Regions from separate parts of the Mus musculus genome. Here all the other regions are linked to region 1. Evidence: chromatin loops called from intact Hi-C (ENCODE). Cell type or tissue: heart. All regions are shown on one strand. Region 1 has its middle 10 kb from the start of Rgs8. Region 2 overlaps Rgs16 (regulator of G-protein signaling 16). Region 3 has its middle 7.6 kb from the start of Npl. Region 4 overlaps C230024C17Rik (RIKEN cDNA C230024C17 gene).

Evidence for each region. A loop is a pair of places that touch in the nucleus more often than their neighbours do. Peaks named below come from ENCODE experiments on the same cell type or tissue, not always from the same donor. Only the 100,000 strongest peaks of a DNase experiment are listed, where the experiment ranks them.
Region 2: a loop joins it to region 1, with 3 times the contacts of the local background. A loop is called at or near these places in 4 of 42 quality-filtered maps.
Region 3: a loop joins it to region 1, with 3 times the contacts of the local background. A loop is called at or near these places in 5 of 42 quality-filtered maps.
Region 4: a loop joins it to region 1, with 2.3 times the contacts of the local background. A loop is called at or near these places in 2 of 42 quality-filtered maps.

The regions. Positions count from the first base shown.
Region 1 is chr1:153,641,385-153,643,884 of GRCm38, reverse strand. No RefSeq gene overlaps it. Among named protein-coding and RNA genes, the nearest start is that of Rgs8, 10 kb to the left of the region's middle. In heart, no CTCF peak of the experiment used is centred here; DNase peaks (open chromatin) are centred at 1,514 and 2,234; H3K4me3 peaks cover 1,236 bases; H3K27ac peaks cover 1,382 bases.
Region 2 is chr1:153,741,334-153,743,833 of GRCm38, reverse strand. Rgs16 (regulator of G-protein signaling 16) reads right to left here. Exons shown (of 5, transcript NM_011267.3): 3 at 2,153-2,214; 4 at 1,705-1,871; 5 at 1-200. Among named protein-coding and RNA genes, the nearest start is that of Rgs16, 2.2 kb to the right of the region's middle. In heart, a CTCF peak has its summit at 1,230 (motif pointing right); a DNase peak (open chromatin) is centred at 843; H3K27me3 peaks cover 886 bases.
Region 3 is chr1:153,556,084-153,558,583 of GRCm38, reverse strand. No RefSeq gene overlaps it. Among named protein-coding and RNA genes, the nearest start is that of Npl, 7.6 kb to the right of the region's middle. In heart, CTCF peaks have their summits at 1,287 and 1,487 (motif pointing left); no DNase peak of the experiment used is centred here.
Region 4 is chr1:153,729,863-153,732,362 of GRCm38, reverse strand. C230024C17Rik (RIKEN cDNA C230024C17 gene) reads left to right here. Exons shown (of 3, transcript NR_046171.1): 2 at 369-493. Among named protein-coding and RNA genes, the nearest start is that of C230024C17Rik, 6.7 kb to the left of the region's middle. In heart, no CTCF peak of the experiment used is centred here; a DNase peak (open chromatin) is centred at 1,522; H3K27ac peaks cover 1,521 bases.

The DNA.
Region 1 (2,500 bases):
AGAAGTAAAATATTCTGCTTTCCCAACACTAAAATCTACACACATGCACACACACACACACACACACACACACACACACACACACCTTTAAGATTCCCACAGCCAAGAAGTCTTACAACCTGTGTGTGTCTGAAATGAGGTAAGGTTGGTGACTAGCCCCCCCACCTCCACCTCCACCTCCACCCCCACCACTGCCCCCTACCAAGTCTATCTTCCTGAAAATGTAAAGCTACAGCAAAAACATTTGCATTCTCCAGTTTGTATAGTGTGGTGATGGGTCTTCATTGCCAGGAGTCATTTGCATGCTCATTAAAATGATTTGAACTGAACTGGGAGAAAGGTTGGTGCACACTCGTGATAGCCCAGCGTTATCATGGTGGCTGCAACTCAGAGAATCCAGTGTGACACTGTACCCACCGGGAAGAATGACCCAAATGACCACTAGAAGGGCTGAAGGCTGAAGCAGCCTGTTGAAGCTGAGCACATTTGAATGTTTCTGGCTCTGTCCTCCCCTGCTACTCTGTTGTGGGTCCCCATGACTATTCCTAAGCAGGTTGAGAAAAACAAAATGTAAAATCCACTGAGGAGAAGGGAGAAAACTGGAGCCTCGCATACCTGCAGAGGGTTTGACAGGACTGCTGTCAGGGTCAGTTGTGGCGCCGATGCCTGTAGTTCCTGAACTCGGGAGGATCAAGATGAGTCCAAGGCCATCTTGGGCTATATAGTTTAGGCCAGCCTGGGCTACAGGTGAGGCCCTGTCTCAAAAAACAACAAACAAACAAACAAACAAGCAAAGTTTGTGTGACTTTAGGCAAGTGACTTGATCCCTCCGTGCCTCGGTTTTTTGAATGCACTAAATGGGAACCACACACAAATTAAATCGGTGCACACACAAACAGCGGTAGTGAAGGTGTAGTTACATATATTCAAATGTCAAGGAGGGCTCAAATTTACTGTGTGTCTGTGAGAAGAGAGGATGGCAGAAGAGATGAAAATACCTGGAAGAAACTAGGTTCGTTTCCTTTTTTTAATAATTCTGAGAAGGTTAAAGCCAAAGACGGGTTACAGCAGGGGCGTTCTAACTGAATCTAGATGAATCGCATTTGCCGATTCATCTCTGTAGCAGAAGCCTCCTCTCTGCCTGTACTTTCAGATCTTCATCCCAGAGCCAGAGGTTTCAGGACGCCACTGAGGCAAGCCTTCATTCACATCCTTCCTTCCACCTGGGATTAGAAACATTGGCCAGGCAGCCACAGCTAAATGGCTTTTCTTTTCCTGGCATCGAGCCGTATTTAAAAGTCAAGAAAGGCATTTATTTGGTTGGTTTGTGGGGGAAGGAGGAGGATGGGGGGCGGGCAACAGAGATAGGAAAAGCAAGGGTTTCTGGAAACAGCTCCTTCCTGGGAGCAGAGTTTAGCTAGGAGAGCCAAGCATCCTTGGCGTGGGGCCCGGGGACTCTCCTCACTCCCAGCCCCCAGGGACTGACACTTGCCACAGGGAAAGTTGAAAACACTTCTCAGAGCAGTCTAGACATGCGCCATATGTTTGTGTCCTCAGAAACTTCCATGCAGATCCCAGTACTGTGGCTCTCCGAGAGACTTGGTTGCTGCGGGGGTTCATCGGAATCCAGAGAGCGCCCTGGGGATGGCCATAGGGCTTCCGAATCCCGGAAAGCATTCAGGGAAAGCCCGGGAGTGGCCCTCGGAGTGCCACAAGCCTGGGGCCTTCCTGGCAGAGAGGATATCTTATTCCAGCAGCCAAAAGTTCTCAGATCTAAAGAAAGAGGTCCCTTGGGGACTCTAATGAATGCTGTGCTCCAGCAGGGCCAGCTCAGCTCAGCTGTTTGATTAATGTCACACGAGAAGACTTGAGGCAATTTTAACATTTGAGCAAAATCTTTACAGGGTGTCTGCCCAGGATGAGATCTGGCGCCTCACACCCCACCGAGGAAACTGCAAGCCTTCAGGGAGATGGGGGTGGAGGGGTGTGGGGGGCCCCGGGCCAATGAAAACAGCCCGGGCCAAAAGAAAACCTGTGAAGGGTCTGTCTATGCCTCTGCTCCCGAATCTTGGGGGCACTGCAGCCAAGCCCTGGGAGCCCACTGAGGCTCCATCTGCTGCTTGCCAATTCTGCTCCAGCCAGGAGGAGGGGGAGGGGCCCCCAGCTGTTAGACCGGGTCCCGCCCTGCTATTGGCTGATACCTTTTCAAAAGCTTTTATGAAACTGCTGTTGCTGGGAAGCAGCTGAAGCCATTTGCCCTGGAAAATGGAAGGAAGCAGGTGTGACCACTCACCCCAACCTGACCCTCCCAAACATCCGCCCCGCCTCCTCTGCCGGGTGCCTTACTTTGTTCCTGTACGCCTCTAAGAGCCCAACCATGCCTGGCTGGCCTAAGCATTTCTCCCCTCTCTCCCTAAATGCAAGCAAGAACATCATTCTTGGATTTTTCCTGGAGGAAAGGAAGTGCGGTCCAGAGACGAGTTCCAGGGGACACCATGGA
Region 2 (2,500 bases), 100 kb before region 1:
GGGCTGCCGCTGGGTGCAGAGGTGGAAGTGGCCGAGGCTTGGGCAGCCAGGTCGCGATAAGCTGGTGACTTGAGGAAGCGCGGATAGGAGTCCTTCTCCATCAATGTGCGGGTCTTCCCCTGAGCCACATCGAAGCAACTGGTAGTGGCAGCTTGTAGGTTTGTCTTGGTCAGTTCTCGGGTCTCGTGATCTATGTTCACCTGTGGGGGAAGCAGGGCAAACCACAAAGGTGAGTGGTGTGGAGTGGGGTGGCCGGGCAGGGCAGGGCGGAGGGGGGGGGAGTTTGGTGAGCAAGTGATGTCACTGAAAGAGTACCAGACAGTAAATAAAGTGACTCCTTTCATATACATATATACATATGCATGTATATATGTGTATATGAGTATATGTGATCTGTATGTATATGTGCCTGCATAAGTGTGTGCACCGCATGTACATAGGAGCCTCTAGAGGCCTGAAGGATCCCCAGAAATGGAGTTAAAGGAGGTTGTGAGCTGCCATGCTGGTGATAAAATATAGGAGTTCTGGATGTATAGTGTGGGGTGACCTATGTCCTCTACAGCAAGTGCTCTTAACCACTGAGCCATCTCTTCAGCCCCACTCACCAGCTTTTCGGGTCTAGGACAGTTCCCACTTCAGACCCAGGGGTTGGTCCTCTGATCTCTCAAGACTAACATGAGGCCTTTTATGAATGCTACTCCTCTGCTGGTTCCAGTCACCACCTCTGCGCTGGACCTGTGTAGTAATTCGGCTCCTGCCTCCCCTCACTCCCACTGTCTGTCTGTCCTCACAGCTGCTAAATCGAGCCCAATCCGTCTGGAAATACCCTAGCTTCCTGTCCATGTCATTCAAAGGAAAAGCTAGAATGGCTGCATCTGGCCACCAGCCATGTGTATGACCTCACCTGTCCCCGTTCCCTGTGGCAGGATGTCCTTCCCTCTCTCGATCCTTACAACTCTTGGCCTTGTGTGTTCTTTCACCGGCTCCCTAATTCTCACTGTGTGCTCTGTTCACATCCCTGGCTTATACTGAATTGGTTCCTGACATCTTCTCCCGTTACAATAGAGTTCCACTAGAACTCTACACTTTTCACTGCTACATCCTCTAAGATAATAAAACTTCCTTGCATGTTAAGTGATACTTATTAAATCGTTACAGAGTAAATGTAAAATAAACAGAAGCAGCCAGAAAACAAGATACAAACACACAGCATTGCTCAGGTGTGTCCACCAGGTGGCGCCACTGCTACTGTGAATAGCCTTTCAGAGGCATTGCAAAAAGAAACAAAAAACAAAAAACAAAAAAACAAAAACCTAACAAACAAACAAAAAAACAACAAAAAAAGTTCCCAAAGGGTGGACACAGATCAGAGTCAGGTTATCCAAAGCCTTTTGTTCCTCTACTTTCTTGTGCTGAGTTTTTGTTTTGTTTTGTTTTTTTAATAACGAATTTACAAATGTTGGTATGGAGAGAAGAACCCCTCCCCCCCAAAAAAATTCTTGCCGTCCCTGTGCTATATATAACACTTTGTGTTGCAAAGTTTAGTGTCCAGCCACTGACTCCCTACCCTTCTCCAACCGTGCAGACTACTGCACTGCAAAGCTAACTCTTCCCTCATTGACCTCGGTTTTCAGTTGGAAAGGAACAGACAGGGTCTGGAGGAGTCAAGGCCGGAGCCGAGTGCTGGGGCACTGGGACACTGACCTCTTTAGGGGCTTCGCTGCGGATGTACTCGTCAAAGATGTGGTGAGCCCTGGACGCCAGTTTGGTGGCTGATCGGATCTTCTTGAACTCCTCGCAGGCCAACCAGAACTCCAGGTTCTCCTCACTGAATTCCGTCTTTAGGAAGGCATGGAAGGCAGCCACCCCATCTGTGGTAAGGGGAGAAAGGAGACAGGTCAGACTAGGGGACAGCTGCGAAGAAAAGACGAAAAGACAGCAATTGGCGTTAATGGCTCTATTTTTAGAATGTAATTTTCCTGAACAAGGCTCTGTCTTTGTGTTCCGAACAGAGGCTGGCACACTGGAGGACTGGGGTTATTATTACTACTACTATTATTTGGCCCCGTGTTTTTTCAGCCTTGCTGGGACAATCTCCAAGCACATGAGCACACACGTGCCTTTCACAGACAGACAACAGGGTCCTACTTACTTTTACTGTTCAGCAGCAAATCGAAAGACTCTCTCCATCCCAGTACATCTTCTGAGAAGCTTCTGTGGGGGGGGGGGGGAGATGGGGGGAGCAGAGATTTTTAAATGAATATTTTTTAATCAACAAACAAAAGCATCCTAGGCTGAAGTTATTGGTTGTCAAAACTAACCTCTCAAGCTCCCATGAAACAGGTTATGTAAGGGGCACCTGGGCATCCAGCAACCGTTGCCAGGAACCCTTTAGTCCTCAGTCAGTATCCCTAACACCGCCTTCTTCTGTAACTAAATGGATTCTAGTCCCAAGATTCTCAACTTTGGTTTGCACACCTCTCCAATGAAGCAGGAGGCT
Region 3 (2,500 bases), 85 kb after region 1:
TGTGTTTGGCTTTTCCCTGACTTCCTGGTCCACCTATAAATACAGCAAATATTTGAGTTAGACTTTTCTTTCAGAGGAAACACAATTCAGGCTATAGCAAGATGTCTAGCCTGAGAATGGAACACAGGAGGAAGACTCTCAAATATTCTGGGAGCTTGCCACAGGCCCAGATGAACCTGGTCAAAGGGGGCACTGCCCACAGTTCTGAGAGCTGGGATCTGAGTATGCCCACTGGCTACAGGCTGGCAGTGTCCTGAAGGCTTAGGCAAGGAGGTAGAGGGTGAGAGGTGGGGGACCAGCTAAATTCCTTGAAGGGCTGGGAGAGGCCTGCAATCTCTGATCTCTGATCCTGCATAGTTAGCACTCAATTGTTAGCGTGTGTGTGTGTGTGTGTGTGTGTGTGTGTGTGTGTGTGTGTGTGTGTGTGTGAGTGCACCATACTACTTGGAGGTTAGAAGACAACCTGGGGAATTTGGTTCTTTCCTTCCACCCTGTGAGTCCTGGGAATTGATCATCAGATTGGTGGCAGGCTCTTTACCCTAGGAGTCATTCGAGATCATCAATTATCTTCTGCTTCTCAAGAAGTCAGTTCCACTGGCTGTGCTGTCCGGAGTGTTTGGGGGGTTGTTTGTTTGTTTGTTTGTTTGTTTGTTTTTTGAGACAGCATCTCAGCCAGGCATGGTGGTCCAGGTCTTTAATCTCAGCACCTGGGAGGCAAAGGCAGGCAGATTTCTGAATTGAAGAACACCCTGGCCTACAGACAGAGTTCCACTACAGCCAGGGCTACACAGAGAAACCCGGTCTGGGGGGCTGGGGGGTGGGCCGGGGTGAGGGGGTGGGGTGCTTAGAAGAACAGACACCCAGACAGGAAGAGACAGGATCTCATGTCGTCCAGCCTTACCTGGACCTTGATGTCTGTGTCCTCCTGATCTTCCTACCTACAGCTCACAAGACCTGGGGCTACAGGTGTGTGTCACCACACCTAACACAGCTTCCATCTACTGCATTTTTACTTGGGGTGTCCTGGAGGTCCTGCCGGTGGCTTAATACACACTAGGATGCCATTTTACAGCTGAGCTATACCCTCAGCCCTTATGCTCAAAACCCAGAGAACCAGTGGTCTGGAGGAAATGTGTTGTGTTATTGTGCACATATGGGTGTTATGCCTGCATGAATGCCTGTGCACCAGGTACATGCCTGGTGCCTGCAGGGGACAGAAGATGATGCAGAATCCCTTAGGAGCTGGAGTTACAAATCACCGTAAACTGCCCTACAGGTGCTGGTATTGAACCTGAGGCCTCTGGAAGAGCCAGAGTTGTAACCACTGAGCCATCTCTCCAGGTCGAATCTTTTCATTGATTGCTAAAGTTCCAAGAAACTTGCAGTTCAGAAAGGAAGGGAGGGAAGGAGAAAGGGAGAGAGGGAGGAAGGGAGAAAGGGGGGAAGCAATTTCTGCTAGTAGACTGCCATCTAGTGGTAGGCTTCTGCCATACAGTGTTGATAATTGCCCATGCGCCTTGGGATACTTTTCCAAGCAGTGTCAAGTAGACTATAATTGGTTCACACACTGGCTAGGACATGCTGAGCATTCTTCAAAAGAGACTTTTGCCTCTGTGTTTACTTAAATATTATAAAAGAAACTCCTCCAGTCAAAATTAGTATTGCTTTCTCTTCTGCTAACAACCAATTGTATGTTCGTCCTCTCCCATGCTGATAATCAAATTAGGCCTACATTTCCAAAAGTTTTCCCAACCACAAGATTATCTCAAAGCAATGTATGTGACCAGTTTTCGCAGATGTCAAAAGGTTAGGCCAGGCATAATGGCACATGCCTTTAATCCCAGCACTCAGGAGACAGAGGCAGGCGGATTTCTGAGTTCGAGGCCAGCCTGGTCTACGGAGTGAGTTCCAGGACAGCCAGGGCTATACAGAGAAACCCTGTCTCAAAAAAAAACTAAAAAAAAAAAAAAAAAAAAGAAAAGTGTGAATATCACAGGTCATCAGTGAGGCAATGGCCTCCAGATTCAATCCACGCTAGGATTCTCCCTTTTGCTCTGAAAGAGCACACCAGGCCTCCGAGTCCTCCAAAGCTGTAAATTTTCCCACTTGGCCACCTGTTGTGGTGAAATAGCTGCTACAGGGAGTCAATCTTCTCCCACTAAGCTGACTGTTGTTCTGGGACCACAGGACTGCCACATGAGCTGTTAGTCATGTCTGTTCTGCATTCCATACCAATTCAACCATGTGTGGAGGGTAGGGACTCGTGTGTCCCGCAGAACAGGAGAGACCAAACACACTGAGCTGTGATCAGAAGAGGTATTGGCTGTTAGGGTAGGGAGGCAGCCCCTGAAGGGGAAAGGTCTGAAATAAGAGCCCTCTTACATCAGAAGGGATGGAATATCCTGGGTGCATGGAAAACCCCAGTCTTGGCAAGAATTTGGGATCTCTGGGGAATTAAAGAAAGACCAGCAGACTAGGAGCTAATTCTACTTAATAAAGA
Region 4 (2,500 bases), 88 kb before region 1:
ATGGGTGGCATTAACAAACAATAGTGCTTCTGTTCGGCTGCCTTTGAAAACCATCTGGGTTTTTTTGAAAGCCATGCTTGTAAGTCCAGCGCTCTGCAAGTGGGGACAGGAGAAGCTTGAGGTCATTTTTGGCGCTCTCTCTCTCTCTCTCTCTCTCTCTCTCACACACACACACACACACACACTCACACTCAAGAGCACGTGCCATGGTGCATATATAGAGGTCAGAAGACAACCTCAGTTGTGGCTTCTCGATTGCCACCTTGTTTGAGGCAGTGTCTTTTTATTGTTTGCCACTGTGTCCACCAGACTAGCTACCCCTACAAGCTCGCAGGGGTCCCCCGTCTCGGCTTTCAATCTCTTTGTAGCAACAAAGGGACTGCAGATGTATACTACCATGCCTGGCTTTGACATGAGTCCCGGGGATCCGAACTTGAGTCTTCAGCTTGTACAATAAGCATTTTATCAGCGGATCTATCTCCTAAGCCCAGAGGTGAGTTTCATAATATCATACTTTTTTCCAAATGCTTCAGCTACATGTCTAAATATATGTATACATTGGTATAAGTCTATATCTGCTCTTCTATAGCTCAAGAAAAAAAAAGGGACCAATATGCAAATTCTGGGGGAGGGGCATTGTTGAATCTAAGTAATAGGCATTTATAATTATTTCTCTACTCCCCTGCATGCTTGAAATTCTCTCTAATAGAAAAACTTCCTTCCGAATCGCCCCCTGGCAATGCAATTTACCTTTCTCTCATTCCCTAATAGTATATTAATTAAGTGCTTAGAAACCTTCTACAGATCATTTCCTCTCACGAAGCTGTACTTGAGGAAAAACAAGCCCAAGGATGGGGACTCCACCAGGGTTCCCCATAATCAGCCCTTCCTTGCTTCATTCATGAGCACAAGAACAGCATCTTGGCCCGATAGTAAATCGCTCGTGACTGAATGAGTTGTGAATGAGGTAACGTGATATAAAACACAGGAGAACTGTACTGTCCTCTGTGATTAAGTGGCTGTGTGGCCATGAGCAATCACTAACCTCTCTGTGCCTCCTCTGTCTTCTCATTAGCAAGCAAGACTTAATAAGAGCTGTTTCCATCAACAAATGGGGGAAAGTGGTTGAAAGTACCCTGAGAAATGAATCTGTGTGTTCACTTTATTTTTGTTATCAAGATGTCCAAAGAAAGATTCTGAGACAGGGTGAGTGTGTTGAGGGTGTGTGTGTGGGGGGGTGCTACTTTCTGTCCATGAAGGATGGGAATTTCCACTCAGCTGGAAGTAGCACACTCCTGTGGCTCTGGCCTCATTGTCTCTCACCTCCTGCCTTAGCCCCACCTTCCCTTTTCTCTAACCAACTGACAAGTGCTGGGAAACACAGGGAATCTTAAAATAGAGCAACAGATCTCTCCAGCTCACAGCCTAAGGCTTGGCTGGGCCGGGGACTTGTGCAGAACTCAACAATTGGCTCACATGGCCCTGTGCTCCGGAAGAGCCAGGCCATGGAAAAAGCAAGCACATGCCTTCCAGAAAAGGGCCATCATCCAGGATGCCGTGTTTGGTTTGGCTGCCCATCTGAGGCCCTGCTGCCTGGGATGCTTTGGCCTGGAGAGTCTTGTGCCTCTGGGGATCCAGCTTACAGAAGGACCAGCTCTTCCTGGAAATAGTAGCAGTCCCACTGGCCCTGAAAAAAATGGGGTTACAACAAGAGGCCCTGGAGCAGGGTTGGGGCGAAGGGCCCAAAACTCCTTTGTTTGAAAGGTGCTTGACTTCAAGCAGAGGATCAGATAAGAGATGCTTATGTAACTAAACATGGATGGATACTCTGTGGGCAAATGGAGAGCCACCTTGAAGAGTGAGTGGACCCAATGGGTCCTGAGTAACCAACTGGCAAGCTTTCAACCTGACTCTTAGAGGAAAAGTCACTACATGTGTGTGTGTGTGTGTGTGTGTGTGTGTGTGTGTGTGTCTGTATGTGTGTGTGTGTTTATGTATGTGTGTGTGTGTATGTAAGTGTATGTGTCTGTATGTATGTGTGTGTATGTGCCTGTGTGTATGTATGTGTGTGTCTGTATGTGTGTGTGTGTTTATGTATGTGTGTGTGTGTGTGTGTAAGTGTATGTGTCTGTATGTATGTGTGTGTATGTGCCTGTGTGTGTGTGTGTTTGTGTGTGTGTTAACCTTCCCACCACCACCCTTCCCCCCCAAAACCCCAACTGTTCTGTCACCTGAGTGTCAACTAACCTGGTAAGGCAGAAGCTCTGTGCCAAGCACTCCCTGGATACATCTGTGCCTTTGATCCTCACAACTGAAAGGCACAGGAAATACTCTTAACCTGCTTTACTGATAGAGGAGCTGACACACACACAGCCCCACATCTTCCCGTGACAGAGCCAGGATCCAAAGCCAGCTGCTGGCTACAGCTCTCGTGGGTGTCACACACAGCTCTGCCAAGCAGCTAGCAGGCCCTGACAGAATATACCCTTAGACTGACCTG